2 separate regions of the Homo sapiens genome follow, and region 2 is linked to region 1. The links are chromatin contacts, found by Hi-C in ENCODE. All regions are on one chromosome and are shown on one strand. The core of a region is the stretch at or near the end of the contact, and the rest is flanking DNA. Distances in the headings are between cores, read along the strand shown.

Evidence for each region. A loop is a pair of places that touch in the nucleus more often than their neighbours do. Pooled maps may share reads with other maps.
Region 2: a loop to region 1 is called in a map of body of pancreas, with 4 times the contacts of the local background. The contact joins two enhancer-like sites. A Hi-C loop is called at or near these places in 3 of 168 maps with a recorded cell type or tissue (Right ventricle myocardium superior, body of pancreas and psoas muscle) and 5 of 50 pooled maps.

What each region holds. Positions count from the first base shown.
Region 1 is chr7:106,362,544-106,369,907 of GRCh38, reverse strand. No RefSeq gene overlaps it. Among named protein-coding and RNA genes, the nearest start is that of NAMPT-AS1, 81 kb to the right of the region's middle. Within about 2 kb of position 4,492, at least 5 of the 41 ENCODE cell types and tissues checked have a DNase peak (open chromatin) inside an H3K27ac peak, as active enhancers do.
Region 2 is chr7:106,310,564-106,317,927 of GRCh38, reverse strand. It overlaps the pseudogene LARP1BP2. Among named protein-coding and RNA genes, the nearest start is that of NAMPT-AS1, 29 kb to the right of the region's middle. RefSeq lists a silencer at 4,355-4,494. Within about 2 kb of position 4,392, at least 5 of the 41 ENCODE cell types and tissues checked have a DNase peak (open chromatin) inside an H3K27ac peak, as active enhancers do.

The DNA of each region.
Region 1 (7,364 bases), core at 3,243-5,742:
TGATTTGTCTTTTGTTCCTTTTATCCCAAAATGTTGCCACTTGATAACAGCCATGAGAAGACTATAGCATTAAAATTACATCCTCCCCCCCTTAAGTATTTGCTTTTAAAAAAGATGACTTTCAGAGAAAAACTGCTTGAGAAAATAAAAAATGCCTGCCTGAGGGTGGATTTCAGGCCCAGTTGCAACTGAGTGAGGGCCAAGCAGGGGAAGAGCTGGGGCAGCATCTTCTGAGCTCTCTCAGGTTGCACTAAACTGCCTGCCTGCATACAAAAACCACTTTTCTTGGTAATTCACGAGCTGGTGACTCATTGCCAGTTTTTGGTTCCTTCTGGATGCTTGTGCCTGGAGCCAAGGCAGCTGTCTTTTGTTTTCTTGTATTGTTCATCATTAGAAGCTGGAGGCATGTTCTGAAAGGATGAGTCCTTTAGCCAGGAAAGGAAAGGCTCTGTCCAAAAGGCAGACAAGAGGCTGACAGGTGGATGGTGCCACAGATCCCGCATCACTTCTCCACAAAGCCCTAACACTTGCCGAAAACAAGATTTTGGTTGGGTGAGTCCACCCAGCCCTTTATTTCCTGCCTGCTGATGCTGTCCACCGAGACCCCTGGAAACTCCGTGAGGAGATGTTGCGATGAGCACGGGTCGGTGAACAAGATGGCAGGTCGTGGGCAGTGTTGTACAGACTGATGTTCTGCCAAGAAACCTGATCTACAAGACTTTTTCACTCTTGAAGCCAACTTGGCACCTCAGTGAAATGTGGAAAGTAAACAGCTTTCATTTAAAAAAATTATTTTCTGTTTTGGTTCTCTAATTTGATTCACCTTTTGTAAATAGTAGAAATATTAAGGGAGCCTTTCTTTCTTTGAAGTCTCCAGAACTAGTTATTTCTGTGCATGTCTGTCTTACTTTCCATACCAGACTGTAAATCTAAAAGCTACCATGTCTTAAACACTTAGTATCCCCCATCAGACCTATCACACTGCCAGGCACGTAATGGAGAGTTAGTAAGTATCTGTGGATGAATGAACATAGATAGGACTGATTATGTCAACTGGCCCACAAAGAAGCAGCAACCTCAGGCAAGGAGAAGGTATTTAGAAAAACTGTAAGGCAGCATTTCCCCAATTCTGAGGAAGATGGTTTTCTGAAACACTCTTCCCCAAAAGAACTTCATGGTCAAATCCATTTAGGAAACAATGCAATCGATTGTCCCATAAAGTGTAATTAAATACATATTGATATAATAAAGGCACTGAAAAGAGCTGCTGTAAAGACACCTCTATTTCTCAAAGCTCCTTGAACATGGGCCCCTGCTGCTGTTGAACTCTAACCTTGTGTAGAACTCTATAGATAAACTCATGTTTTGCAGAACACACTGCAGGAAAGTGCTGCTTTCAAGTGCAGCATAAAAGGAGTCTGGGAGTCATCACTCTGGTACTCAGAACAACAAAAAGGCTGAACAGACTGAAACTCAACAAGTTTTCTTAGATCCAACAGAGAACTGAGGTCACAGGGCAAACCAATGCTCCCAAAATTAGGGAGAGGCAGACAGGTGAATACAGAAAGTCACAGTTTACCAGAGAAGAAACCTCTGTGGGAGCCAGGTACCAATACTAAACCATATTGATGTATTGCTGAAGGCTCAGTGTGGACAAGTTTGGGAGGTGAAAACTCCAGTAGGAGCCAATCTTAAGGGGGTGCCCCACAACTCTGCGAGTGCTACCTCCAGGAATGCCACCAGATTATCAGTGAAGATCTGAGCAAAACTCCCTGTACATCAGGAGAAAGTCACCATTTTGAAATATGCCAGAGCATTCTGTTCTTCTAATGGGGTCTCCCTCAAGGGAAGCTACTTTCCAGAACCTAACCAGCTGGGGTTCTGGTAGAGCCTAACTGACCTAGGGGAATGGAAATACGCAACTCCAGCACCCTGTAGCTATCCTGTCTAACCTAACGGGGAAAAACAGAAGCACCTGGGAAGGCCACAGCCCTGACTCACAGTGTCACTAGCAGACTGAGACCTAGTCACGGGACTACAGACTGCTTCCCCTCCACATCATCAGGGCTCCTGTACAAAGACAGGGAAATACAATGGAAACTTGTGGAGAGGCCCAACATGAATGGTTATGACTAAAGAGGGCTAGTAGAAAGAAAGCACCAGTAATGCTGAGAGAGATGCTATTTCCTCCACCTACCATAATTTCCTCTGCCCTCTACTTCCTGTGTTTGCTCCCCTCATCCACCATGCCTCCCACCTACCCCAATCCTATCCATTCTCCAAGTTTCTCCTCTTGCATGAGGCGTCCTGAGGACTCTGGCACACATACAAGTTAACACTTATATCCCCAGATTCAAACATTAGCTGTTTTTTTTTCCTGATGGTTTTATATTACCTCTTTAGAGTATCAGTTTCTTGAGAACAGGGATGTATGAATTACTTGGTGAACTTCACCTCCTGGTGTGTAGCATCACTTGTTGGAGCAAAAGAGCCCCAGAAGCCAGCAGAGCTCAGGCAAGTGTTGCATGGGAGAAGCAAAGATAAATCAAATCTAGATCCTGCCCTCCAGGAGTTTACCCGTTGATAGACTGAGCAGGAAGAGAATGGCTGCTGGTTAGCCCATGAGTTGGCTCTTTTTGCACAAAAGGAAAGACTGTGTAAATACAGGAACTATCCCTGAAGAGGGCAGTAGACTCTCTGTGGAGCTTCTCTGGACTAGATCCTTCAGTGCAAAGCCTGGGTGGGCTGGGCACTGCTCTCAACAGCATGCGTCTAAGACCTGCTCACAAATTGCAGGTAATTTTACGCCTGAACTGCTGTGATTTATTGCACTGAAGCAAGAGGGGAAAAAAAAACCAAAAATGTATAAAACATGACACTTTGACCCTTAAAGGTAGTGTGATTTCATCTCCAAACTACCTACCATTTGGCAAGGGGTTGGGTTAAGTTTCTAAGGAAGGATTGGGTCTAATCTGAATTACCTAAACCAGAAGATGCTTTCAGTCTAGACTTATTTCTTTCCTTTAGGGAAAAACATCATGGTGTAATGAAAAGAGTTAAAGAGTTGGTGCTTTGAGGTAGCAGGCCTGTCCCCAGTCCACCTCTCCCTTCCTAGCCAAAGTTACCTTTCTGAACCCAGGTTTCTTCATCCCTGCAATGGACAATAATGACTAACTTGCAGATTTGTTGTGAAAGTTAGAGATAATGTGTTCAAAATGCCAAGGATAATATTGGATATGAGTTCTCATTATTGAGATAGAAATCCACCTGTTCAGTAACGCTCCTTCCACTAAAACTGCAAAAGCAAACTCTTGTAAAATGGAGTTATTTGCCTTCTTGATATGTCTTAAATTCTGTCTCTTTCAATGCGATGTCAAAAATAACATCCTGATTAATTTTCCCAACATAAAAACACTCATCATTTTAGATCATATATCAGAAGTGATCCGTCCGGACTAAGAGCCAGTTTCATTTGAATAAGAAGACTCAGGAAAGTAGAGAGATCATGTATATATTTCACCCAGGCTGGTGCAATCATGGCTTATTGCAGCCTCAACCTCCCAAGGCTCAGGTGATCTTCCCACTTCTCCCAAGTAGCTAGAACTACAGGTGCATGCCACCACAGCTAATTTTTTTTTTTTTTTCAGAGGTAGGGTTTCACTATGTTGCCCAGGCTGGTTTTGAACTCCTGGGCTCAAGTGATCCACCTGCCTTGGCCTCCCAAATTGTTGGGATTACAGGCATGAGCCACTGTACCTGGAGAGAGATCATATATTTTATAGAACTGATTAGCTCTTTTCACCCAGACCTCACATGTAATATGAGTGCCCTATGATTATCCTAGCAGTTCAGAATGAAAAATGAGTGAAATGTTTGTGTGGAAAGGTTTGGGTAAATTTTTAGTTTGTTTTTGCCTTAGTCTGGCATAGAAGGATATTTCTTTTCCAGCTGGAAAACTTATCTGTATCTTTCTTGGCCCTTGGTTCTTCCTTCCTTCAGGAAATTTAGACCTGCCCTGTTATGCAAGTTGTTTATTGTGGGTGAAAGCTCTACATGCAGCTTCTCTTAGTTCTGGGCATTGGGAAAGTCCTTAGGGAGAAGCTCCAACCCTTATGACCTGATAGAGAGCTGAAGACAGTTCAGAAAATTCCAGGAGATTAGTGAGTTCTGCAGTTCCACAGGATCGAGATAGGTCTAGACCCAGAACTTCCCCAAGTACACTCTGATGGAGTTGGAACCAGGGGTCTCTAAGCATTTCCTCTCCTTTGTATCCGACATATTCCAGGGCCTCTAAGCCATGGTAAAGTTGGCCTCCCACTTCCTTGACCTGAACATTGCCCCATGCCCCAAGCTTGGGTCACACCCAGCTGTCCAAATATCTCAGTGTTTTTTTCTGGGGGTGGAGGGGCTGACAAGGAGTCAAGCCCTGGGTGAGATGGCAAAGCTTTTATTATGTAAGAAACCTGTTTGACTTGCTCATGCTATGGTGGAGGTTTCATAATGTTGTGTCATTCCCTTAGTAGACGTGGCTTGTGACTTGGCAGTTTCTGAAAGTGAAATTGGAATATGCAGAAGACATGGTCTCAGGTCTGCAGAAATCATGCTTTTGATATCTGATTGACTTGCCCTGGAACACTGTCTTCAACTTAGGAGTGCGCCATCTCACCTGATGTGAGAGGCTGTAAATAATTGAACTCAGGCTGGTTTACATTTCTTTTTTTTTTACAATTTAAAATTTTAATTATTACCAAACAAAAATATCCACTCAAAATACAATTCAACAATGCAACAGTCATCTTACAGCAGAGAAATGCAGAGAAAAGCAAAACTGTAAGCGACTATGAATAAAGGGTAAATGTAGTCTCAAATCCTCAAAGAGCTGTGTTTATTTCATTGACGAAAAGATTATTCGTATTCAATTCTGATTTGCTTTAAGGATTAAGATGCTCATTTTACAGTTAGCACACGTGTATATTGTCACCTGTTCCCCTTACAGAAATGTTCTTCCAAATGGTTAATGTTTCCCTTTGGTACCAGTTTTGCCGGTTCACATAAAGTATTTCATTTTCAAAACTCAGCATAAAATATAGACTGAGTCTGAAAAGATAATAAATAAACAAAGCAGAATACACAAGTTCCACATTTCAAAAGCCTCGATAACAAAAAAGAAAGATCAAATCCCTTATTAGTCTCTGTAAAGTCACTTACAAAGCTGCTGCTGATCCTGTTAAACATGATATAACTGACCTTCTTTATTAATTTTTTATTATACTTTAAGTTCTGGGGTACATGTGCAGAACATACAGTTTTGTTACATAGGTATACATGTGCCATGGTGGTTTGCTGCACTCAACAACCCGTCACCTACATTAGGTATTTCTCCTAATGCTATCCTTCCTCTAGCCCCTCACCCCCTGACAGGCCCCCGGTGTGTGATGGTCCCCTCCCTGTGTCCACGTGTTCTCATTATTCAACTCCCACTTATGAGTGAGAACGTGCAATGTTTGGTTTTCTGTTCGTGTGTTAGTTTGCTGAGAACGATGGTTTCCAGCTTCATCCATGTCCCTGCAAAGGACATGAACTCATCCTCCCTTATGGCTGCATAGTATTCCATGGTATATATGTGCCACATTTTCTTTATCCAGTCTATCACTGATGGACATTTGGGTTGGTTCCAAGTCTTTGCTATTGTGAATAGTGCCACAATAAACATACGTGTTCATGTGTTTTTATAGTAGAATGATTTATAACCCTTTGGGAAATGGGATTGCTGGGTCAAATGGTATTTCTAGTTCTAGATCCTTGAGGAATCACCACACTGTCTTCCACAATGGTTGAACTAATTTATGCTCCCACCAACAGAGTAAAGCATTCCTAATTCTCCACATCCTCTCCAGCATCTGTTGTTTCCCGACTTTTTAATGATCGCCATTGTAAGTGGCGTGAGATGGTATCTCATTGTGGTTTTGATTTGCATTTCTCTAATGACCAGTGATGATGAGCTTTTTTTCATATGTTTCTTGGCTGCATAAATGTCTTCTTTTGAGAAGTGTCTGTTCATATCCTTTGCTCACTTTTTCATGGGGTTGTTTGTTTTTTTTCTTGTAAATTTCTTTAAGTTCTTTATAGATTCTGGATATTAGCCCTTTGTCAGATGGATAGATTGCAAAACATTTCTCCCATTTTGTAGGTTGCCTGTTCACTCTGATGATAGTTTCTTTTTCTGTGCAGAAGCTCTTTAGTTTAATTAAATCCCATTTTGGCTTTTGTTGCCATTGCTATTGGTGTTTTAGACATGAAGTCTTTGCCCATGCCAATGTCCTGAATGGTATTGCCTAGGTTTTGTTCTAGGGTTTTTATGGTTTTAGGTCTTAGGTTTAAGTCTTTAATCTATCTTGAGTTAATTTTCGTGTAATGTGTAAGGAAGGGCTCCAGTTTCAGTTTTCTGCATATGGCTGGCCAGTTTTCCCAACACCATTTATTGAATAGGGAATCCTTTCCCCATTGCTTGTATGTGTCAGCTTTGTCAAAGATAAGATGGTTGTAGATGTGCGGTGGTATTATTTCTGAGGGCTCTGTTCTGTTCCATTGGTCTATATCTCTGTTTTGGTACCAGTATCATGCTGTTTTGGTTACTGTAGCCTTGCAGTATAGTTTGAAGTCAGGTAGCGTGATGCCTCCAGCTTTGTTCTTTTGGCATAGGATTGTCTTGGCAATGCGGGCTCTTTTTTGGTTCCATATGAACTTTAAAGTAGTTTTTTCCAGTTCCGTGAAGAAAGTCATTGGTAGCTTGATGGGGATGGCATTGAATCTATAAATTACCTTTTCATGATATTGATTCTTCCTATCCATGAGCATGGAATGTTCTTCCATTTGCTTGTGTCCTCTTTTATTTCGTTGAGCAGTGGTTTGTAGTTCTCCTTGAAGAGGTCCTTCACATCCCTTGTAAGTTGTTTTCCTAGGTATCTTATTCTCTCAGTAGCAATTGTGAATGGGAATTCACTCATGATTTGGCTCTCTGTCTGTTATTGGTGTATAGGAATGCTTGTGATTTTTGCACATTGATTTTGTATCCTGAGACTTTGCTGAAGTTGCTTATCACCTTAAGGAGATTTTGGGCTGAGACGATGGGGTTTTCTAAATATAAAATCAAGTCATCTGCAAACAGAGACAATTTGACTTCCTCTTTTCCAAATTGAATAACCTTTATTTCTTTCACTTGCCTAACTGCACTGGCCAGAACTTACAATACTATGTTGAATAGGAGTGGTGAGAGAGGGCATCCTTGCTTTGTGCCAGTTTTCAAAGGGCATGCTTCCAGTTTTTGCCCAGTCAGTATAATATTGGCTGTGGGTTTGTCCTAA
Region 2 (7,364 bases), core at 3,143-5,642, 52 kb after region 1:
CAACAGTTTTCCTCAACCATTGCCCTACCATTAGGTAAATAACTTTGTCATTTATTGCCCCACAATAAACTGAGTTAGTATTTGAACACGTGTTTGATGCAAAAGTTTATTTTCTTCACCCCAAACCACATGGAATAGCATTTCTACTCTTTACTTCTGATTTCTTATAATTCATACAGCATGCTGAGGATAGAAACTTTATGTGAAACCAGAGAGAAGAGGTAGTTTTCAATTCTACTCTGTTTAATGTACCTTTTTCCTTAAGCTTTCTCCAGCATTCTAGTTTAATATATATGAATATTTTGGCATCAGCCTGCTGTCACTAGTATTGGCTTAATATTCTACACAGAAAAATGTCTTCAGAACATTTTTATGGGACTTATTCTATATAAACATAACAGCAATTTAAAAAATTTTTGTAGCAGCTTTATTAAGATACGATTCAAATATGATATAATTTATCCATTTAAAGTATTCAATTCCGTGGGGTTCTTAGTGTATAAGCAGGGCTGTGTAACCATCAACATAATCAATTTTGAACATTTTCATCACCACAAAAAAGAAACCTTAGCATTGATTCCCCATTTCCTCTCTGCCTGCTCCCCACCACCAGCTCTATGTCTCTATGGCTTGCCTTATTCTGGGCATTTCATATAAATGGAATCATACAATAAGTTGTCCTTTGTGAGTGGCTTCTTTCACTTAGCATATGGTTTTCATGTTGTAGTATGTATCAGTACTTCATTTGTTTTTATTGCCAAATAATATTCCATTACATGGATATACCACATTTTAATTATCCATTCATCAGTTGGTATACATTGGAGTTCTTTCCACTTTCACAATGCTGCTAAGAATATTCATGTACAAGTTTTTGTTTAGACACATATTTTCATTTCTCTTGGGTATATACCTATGATAAGAGGTGCTGGATAACTATGTTTAGCCTTCTGAGGAACTGCCAGACTGTTTTCCATTTTACATTCCCACCACCAGGTTATGAGTGTTTCAATTTCTTTCCATCCTTGCCAAAACTTGTTAGTATCTGTCATTTTGATTATAGCTATGCCAGCCAGTGCTAGGTAGTGTGGTATCTCATTGTGGTTTCTATTTGTACTCCCCTGGTGGCTAATGATGCCAAACATCTTTTCATGTGCTATTGTTCACTTGTAAATCTCCTTTTGAGAAATATCTATTCAGATTATTTGCCCATTTTTAAATTGAGTTATTTGTCTTTTTATTATTGAGTTGTAAAAGTTGTTTATGCATTTAATTCCCTTATCAGACATGACTTGCAAATATTTTCTCGCATTCTTGGGTTGCCTTTTCACTTTCTTGATGGTGTCTTTTGAAGTACGAAAGTTTTTAATTTGTATTTTCTTTGAGACAGGGTCTCTCTCTGTCACCCAGGCTGGAGCGCAGCAGCATGATAATAGCTCACTGCAGCCTTGACCACGTGGGCTCAATTGATCCTCCCACCTCAGCCTCCTGAGTACCTGGGACTACAGGTACACACCACTACACCCAGCTAATTTTTAAATTTTTTTGTAGAGATGAGGTTTCTCCATGTTGCCCAGGCTTGTCTTGAACTCCTGGGCTCAAGTGATCCCCCTGCCTCGGAAAGTGTTGGAATTACAGGCATGAGCCACCACCTGGCTGAAAATTTTAAATTTTTATGAAATCTAATCCATTTTTTTCTTTTGTCATTTGTGCTTTTGGTGTCATAAATGTTTTAACCAAGTTCAAAAAGACTTATGCCTATGTTTTCTTCTAAGAGTATTATAGTTTTAGGCTCTTTGAGTTAGGTGTTTCATCCACTTTGAATTAATTTTTGTATATTGTGTGTGGTAAGAATCCAATTTCATTCTTTTGTTTGTGGCTATCCAGTTGTCCCAGCACCATTTGTTGAAAAGACTACAGTCTTCTGTCCCATTAAATAGTCTTAGCATCCTTGTAAAAAATCAGTTGACCACATGGTTTGTTTCTGGACTCTTAATTCTGTTCCACTGACCTATATGTCTGTTTTTATGCCAGTACCACACTGTCTTGATAACTTTAACTTTATAGTAAGTTTTAAAATCAGGAGGTACGAGTCTTTCAACTTCATTCATTTTTTTCAAGATTATTTTGGCTATTCTGGTTCCCTTGGATTTCCATGTGAATTTTAGATCAGCGTGTCGATTTCTTTATGGCTGTATGTTTGTTTTCATCCTCTTCCATCCACAAGTCTTATTCATAATGACATAGGCCATTTTTGCCTGAAACCTGTGGTTGCCTGTTTGATCTTATCCAGGATGTTTTCTCAGGTAAAATGATAGCTGAGTTCAAATCAACATCTTGTTGAAATTCAGCTCATCAATTTCATAATCTGAATCATTACGAGACCAATCAGTAAATGTGTTTCTTTTTCTTCTATTTGTTGCGTCTGTTCATCAAATAAAAAATCAAGTTCTTCCTGTTCTTCTGGAGGATATAGTTGACTTGATACATCATCAGATACTGGTGTTGAGTCCTTCAATTTCACTGGAAATGGACAATGTCTCTTTTTTACTTTTATCCAAGGCTCTAGTCCAAGTCAGAGAAACTGGTAGACACATCTCTAGGCATTGCCTGAAGATTATTTGTTTCAGTATATTTCTTTGGACGCAGTGGACTTCCAATTCTTGGAGAATTTAGGGCAGACTCTGTATGCAAACCAAAGGCTATGTGAACTCAGAACAACATTTTGTGTGTGTGTTTTTCACTTGAAATTTAAGTAAGTATGCAGAAATGCAGTATGAAGAATTACTATTGATTGTATTCAGTTAATGCAAAGTAATTGTAATTTTTGCCATTTTTTTAATAACAAAAACCGCAATTACATTTGCACCAACTTAATAATAGAATGAATCTTGGCTCAACCCTACATGAATTTCCTGGTAGCAAATGGAAAAGAGGCATATGATCCCTTTCATGCACCACTCACATCTTGCCCCCTAAAGCACTCCGCTCACTGCTTGCTAAACTGATGGCTCATTCATCAACTGGCAGAATCCTGCCTTAAACACATGTATCTATGTCTTACCCAGGAAGTAGGAGCTTCTGGAGTAGAGGATCCCAATCAGTGGTAGGCTGGAAGAGAGAAGGTCTCAGCAGGAAAATCACATGGAGCTTTGTCAAAAAAACCTTGTGTCTGCTGTTCACCCCCTATACCACCCTATTCCCAGGATATCAGAGTAGATGTAAAAGAAATGGGAAGATCAGACATATGGGAAAATTCTCCAGGTCAATCTGATGCCCATTATTCTATAATCACCCAGGAAGAAACAAGGGTACCATAAGCCAATAGAAGCCAAGCCTCCATTCTTGGGAGAAGAGGAGATTGACAGAAAGGGGATCAGGTTTAAAATTAACACTTTCTTTAATTTGAAGCATACAGAAAACGAGAAGCAGAAATGGGCTATTCAGTCTTGCCAACCAAATGGGCAGAAGCAATTAAAGGACAAGGAGAGTGGAATAAAAATGTTTTTTAAAAAGACAAACTTCTATCAAAGACAATTGATAACAACAAAAAAAAAATAAGAAAAGGAGAGAGAGAAAGGAGAAAGTTAAGAGCTTGTTCAGGGAAGTTAGAGTCAGGATACGGAAACTTACATAAGAGACTACTGACTCTAAGGTGGAAGTACAGACACAGGACCAGAAAGAACCCTTGGAGAATGACTTCAGTTTTATTTTTGAGGAAGTGAACAAAGATTTGAGAAAAACCAGAAAGAAGAATGGAGAAGTAAGTTTAAGGAACTGTATAAGAGAAAAGCTGGAGAAAGAGAAATTGAAAGAAAAGAACAGCATAAAATGTACATAATAAAGGCACTTTCAATGTAAGACATCCTATTTCCGTGTATACTAGGCCAACCTATCTTTATTGGGGGTTGAACAAAGTTAGGTTTATAAACATTAGAGCTGTGCCTCACAGAGAGAATAAGAATCGAATATAAAAAGCATTCAATTAATTAATCACTAAAGACCCTGTTCAGAATTTCAAGAATCTACTGGTTAAACTGTTTTAAATGGGGGGCTGTAAGGGATTTGTCAATATTTCCCTAAAGGAAGTGACTAAACAGGAAGAAAATACAACGTGGACTAAAGGTACTTCTGAATTTTTGTGTGCACTTTGTGTACTTTCAACTCTGATAAAATCATGCTTACTGTGTTTTCAATTGTTTTATTAGGCACTATTTGTAAAACCTGAAATTTTTCTTTTCCAGCTCCACAGATGTTGTATAATTTAATTAACCAACATTAAATGGTTTTCATGACATACTTTGTTATTTACATCATTATTTTTCTTTCTTATTGACATTCCTGTGAACCAGCTCATCACAGTATTGAGTGGACCACATGGAAACCACAGAGACACTAGTGTAGAGCGGCTGGAGTCAATGGTTCCAGTTTCAAACCCCACTCCACTGCTTGCTAGACATGTAATTCAGCACAAGGTATCTAATCTCTCTGTTCTTGTGAAGTAATCCCCACCTCAAAGGATTGGTATAAAGAGTAAATTATGAAATTTTTGTAAAATGTTTGTCACAATGCCTAGTACATAGAAAATGCCCAATAAACAGCGGTTGTTGCTCTTTTTATTATTTAGAATAACTTGTCCTAAAAACATAAAATGCCCGTGTTCAAGAGAAAAGAAAGGAAATAAACAGTAGCATTAGGAAGAAGGAACAGACTTAGTCTCTAAATTTTTAAGTGGGGATGGTATAAACACCAGGCAAAGTGACTGTGCATGTTAAATGGAACAGCATATGTAAACTACCCAGCACAATGCTTGGAACATGACTGGTCGACATACTTAATGAATGTCTGTTTCCTTCTCCCACCCTATCTTTTTTCAAATCTTCTTAAAACTTGAATTGCATAGCACTGCAAGGCTGTGGCAACTATTCATCTATTTGGGCTTTTTCAAGAATATTTCCATGTAAACCACTTAGAAGATGCACAGAGGGGACCTTACACTACCAATTAAGAACTTTTTTAAAAATCTAATTTAAATTTATGTTGTTTATATAAACACAAACTCTATCTTGGTATGAACAGCAAATTAGGTAATTTTTGTAAAATGAAAACTTTCTAGCAATAATTTTTAAAATGGCTTTATCCTTAAAATTTCTAACCCTTGGCTGGTGTTCCCAAGAAGGAAGTATAGTAATTCAGTATTTATTATGAAATCAAGTTCTTCATCCTTACCATATTCGGAACCATGTTTTTACTTTAATGCTTACACATAGCCTTGTAAATATTTAATTTTGCACATACCTAACTCTGTAAATACATTTCTTTCCAAGTAGTTTCAGATGACACTTTTACCACTAACATTTTATACAATTTCCTAGAAACTCCTGCATTAATTCCACCTATTTTTATCAGCTTCTCAAAATATATTTATTTACTTCTATAATTTCCTACAAATACAGAATTTTGAGCTGAAGAGGAACACTGACATCATTTGGTTCAAATCTCTCATTTTACGAAAAGGAAATAAATTCACTAACTTCCAGTTATTGTAACCAAGTTATGCCCTAAGAATGGACAGAACGAATAGCCAGTTACAAGGTAAGATTTTAGCCTCAGGCTCATACCAGCTGATGACGAATCTCTCCCCTGCCATTGTATCACAGTGCCTAAACCTCCCACCCTTAGCTATTATATCCTATTAAGGCATTAAAGTTCCCCATCAAAACTTGAACTCTAATCAGCCATTGATACTGATGCATTGATTTAAAGAAAAAATGTACAAATCATACAGCAACCTATTAGAAAGAGATATAGAATAGGAGTTTTGAAGGATGCGGAAGGAACCAGGAAAAGTTTGATTTATTCAGCCAACATTTGTAGAATTTATATAGCCTGCCATGCACTGTACTGAGATACCAAAAGGAAGCATGGTCTCACCTTCAAGGCACATCTAACTAGAAAGCATTCTTGTAAAATAACCCTGTGCAATGAGATGAGGACTACTATAGAGGCATGTACAGGTTAATGAGGGTGCAGAGGGTAGAGATTTGTCCCATCGTATAAGGCAGAAAAAGAACCGAAAGGGCGATATTTAAGCTTGGCCCAGAGGATATGTGGCATTTATCGAGTGCCAGTATATGGACTGTGAAGCCAGATTGAGTGGGTTTGAAACCTACCACCTCTTACTGACTTTAAACAAGTATGTAGCCTTTCTGTACCTCAATTTTATCACCTGTAAAATTAGGATAATAGAATCTACCTTGTATAACTACCAAGTGTAAGTTACATATAACTTGTATAAGTAATATATAAATTAATAAATGTAAAGCACTGAGAAAATGCTAGCTATTATTGTGGTTTCACCTATTGGTAAAATAGGATTAAGGGTCATAGACTGGGCCACAACACCAGAGTGGTGCTGGGTAGAAATGGGCTCTTTAATTGCTTTAAATTGAGAAAGAGAATGGTGCTCTATCAGCAACCAGTAGTGGAGTCTGGGCACACCCACACTGGGCTAAGAAGGGAGAATGTATGACAGCCATAACCATACCAAAGTCCCACAGGCAAATTGTATGCATTTAATGTGAGGACTTATCCTTACTAGAATGGACCTTCAGATCAAATATAAATAATTGAAAAAAACATCCTTTGGGTAGCATTGGTATGTTTCCAAACAAAAAGACCTTGGAAGCTTGATATGGGGGAGAAGCCAGAAAGAAAGGGGAAAATGACGCAGAATGGGGAGCCTGGAAATCTGTGTTGCCTACTTCACAACTGAGCCACTAATTTAAATGTGCACTTGAAAGCAGGGTTAGAAGAAGCTGATGTGTGCAGCGTGGCTACCCCTGGGCTAGGGGTGAGGCAGACGTAGAAAGGCCTTGATGCTGACCAAGTGAGGGAAGGGATACCAACGTGGAAGTGGGATCTGAGAGGGCAAGAGGCAAGGGTGGTCTTCAGCACCAAGAGAGGTGTTGATGTAGTTTTGGATATTTATCCCCTCCAAATCTCATGTTGAAATGTGATCTCCAGTATTGGAGGTAGGGCCTAGTTGGAGGTGTTTGGGTCATGAGAGTGGGTCCCTCATTAATGGCTTGGGGCCGCCACATGGTAATGAGTGTGTTCTCACTCTTACTAGTTACCGTGAGATCTGATTGTCTAAAAGCCTGGAATTGCCCTTGCTCCCTGTCTCACTATGTGCCAAGCCTGCCCTCCCTTTGCCTTCCACCATGAGTAAAAGCTTCTCTGAGGTCTTCCCAGAAGCCAAGCAGATGCTGGAGCCATGTTCGTACAGCTTACAGAACCATGAACCAAATAAACCCCTTTTCTTTATAAATTACCCAACCTCAAGTATTCCTTTTTAGCAATGC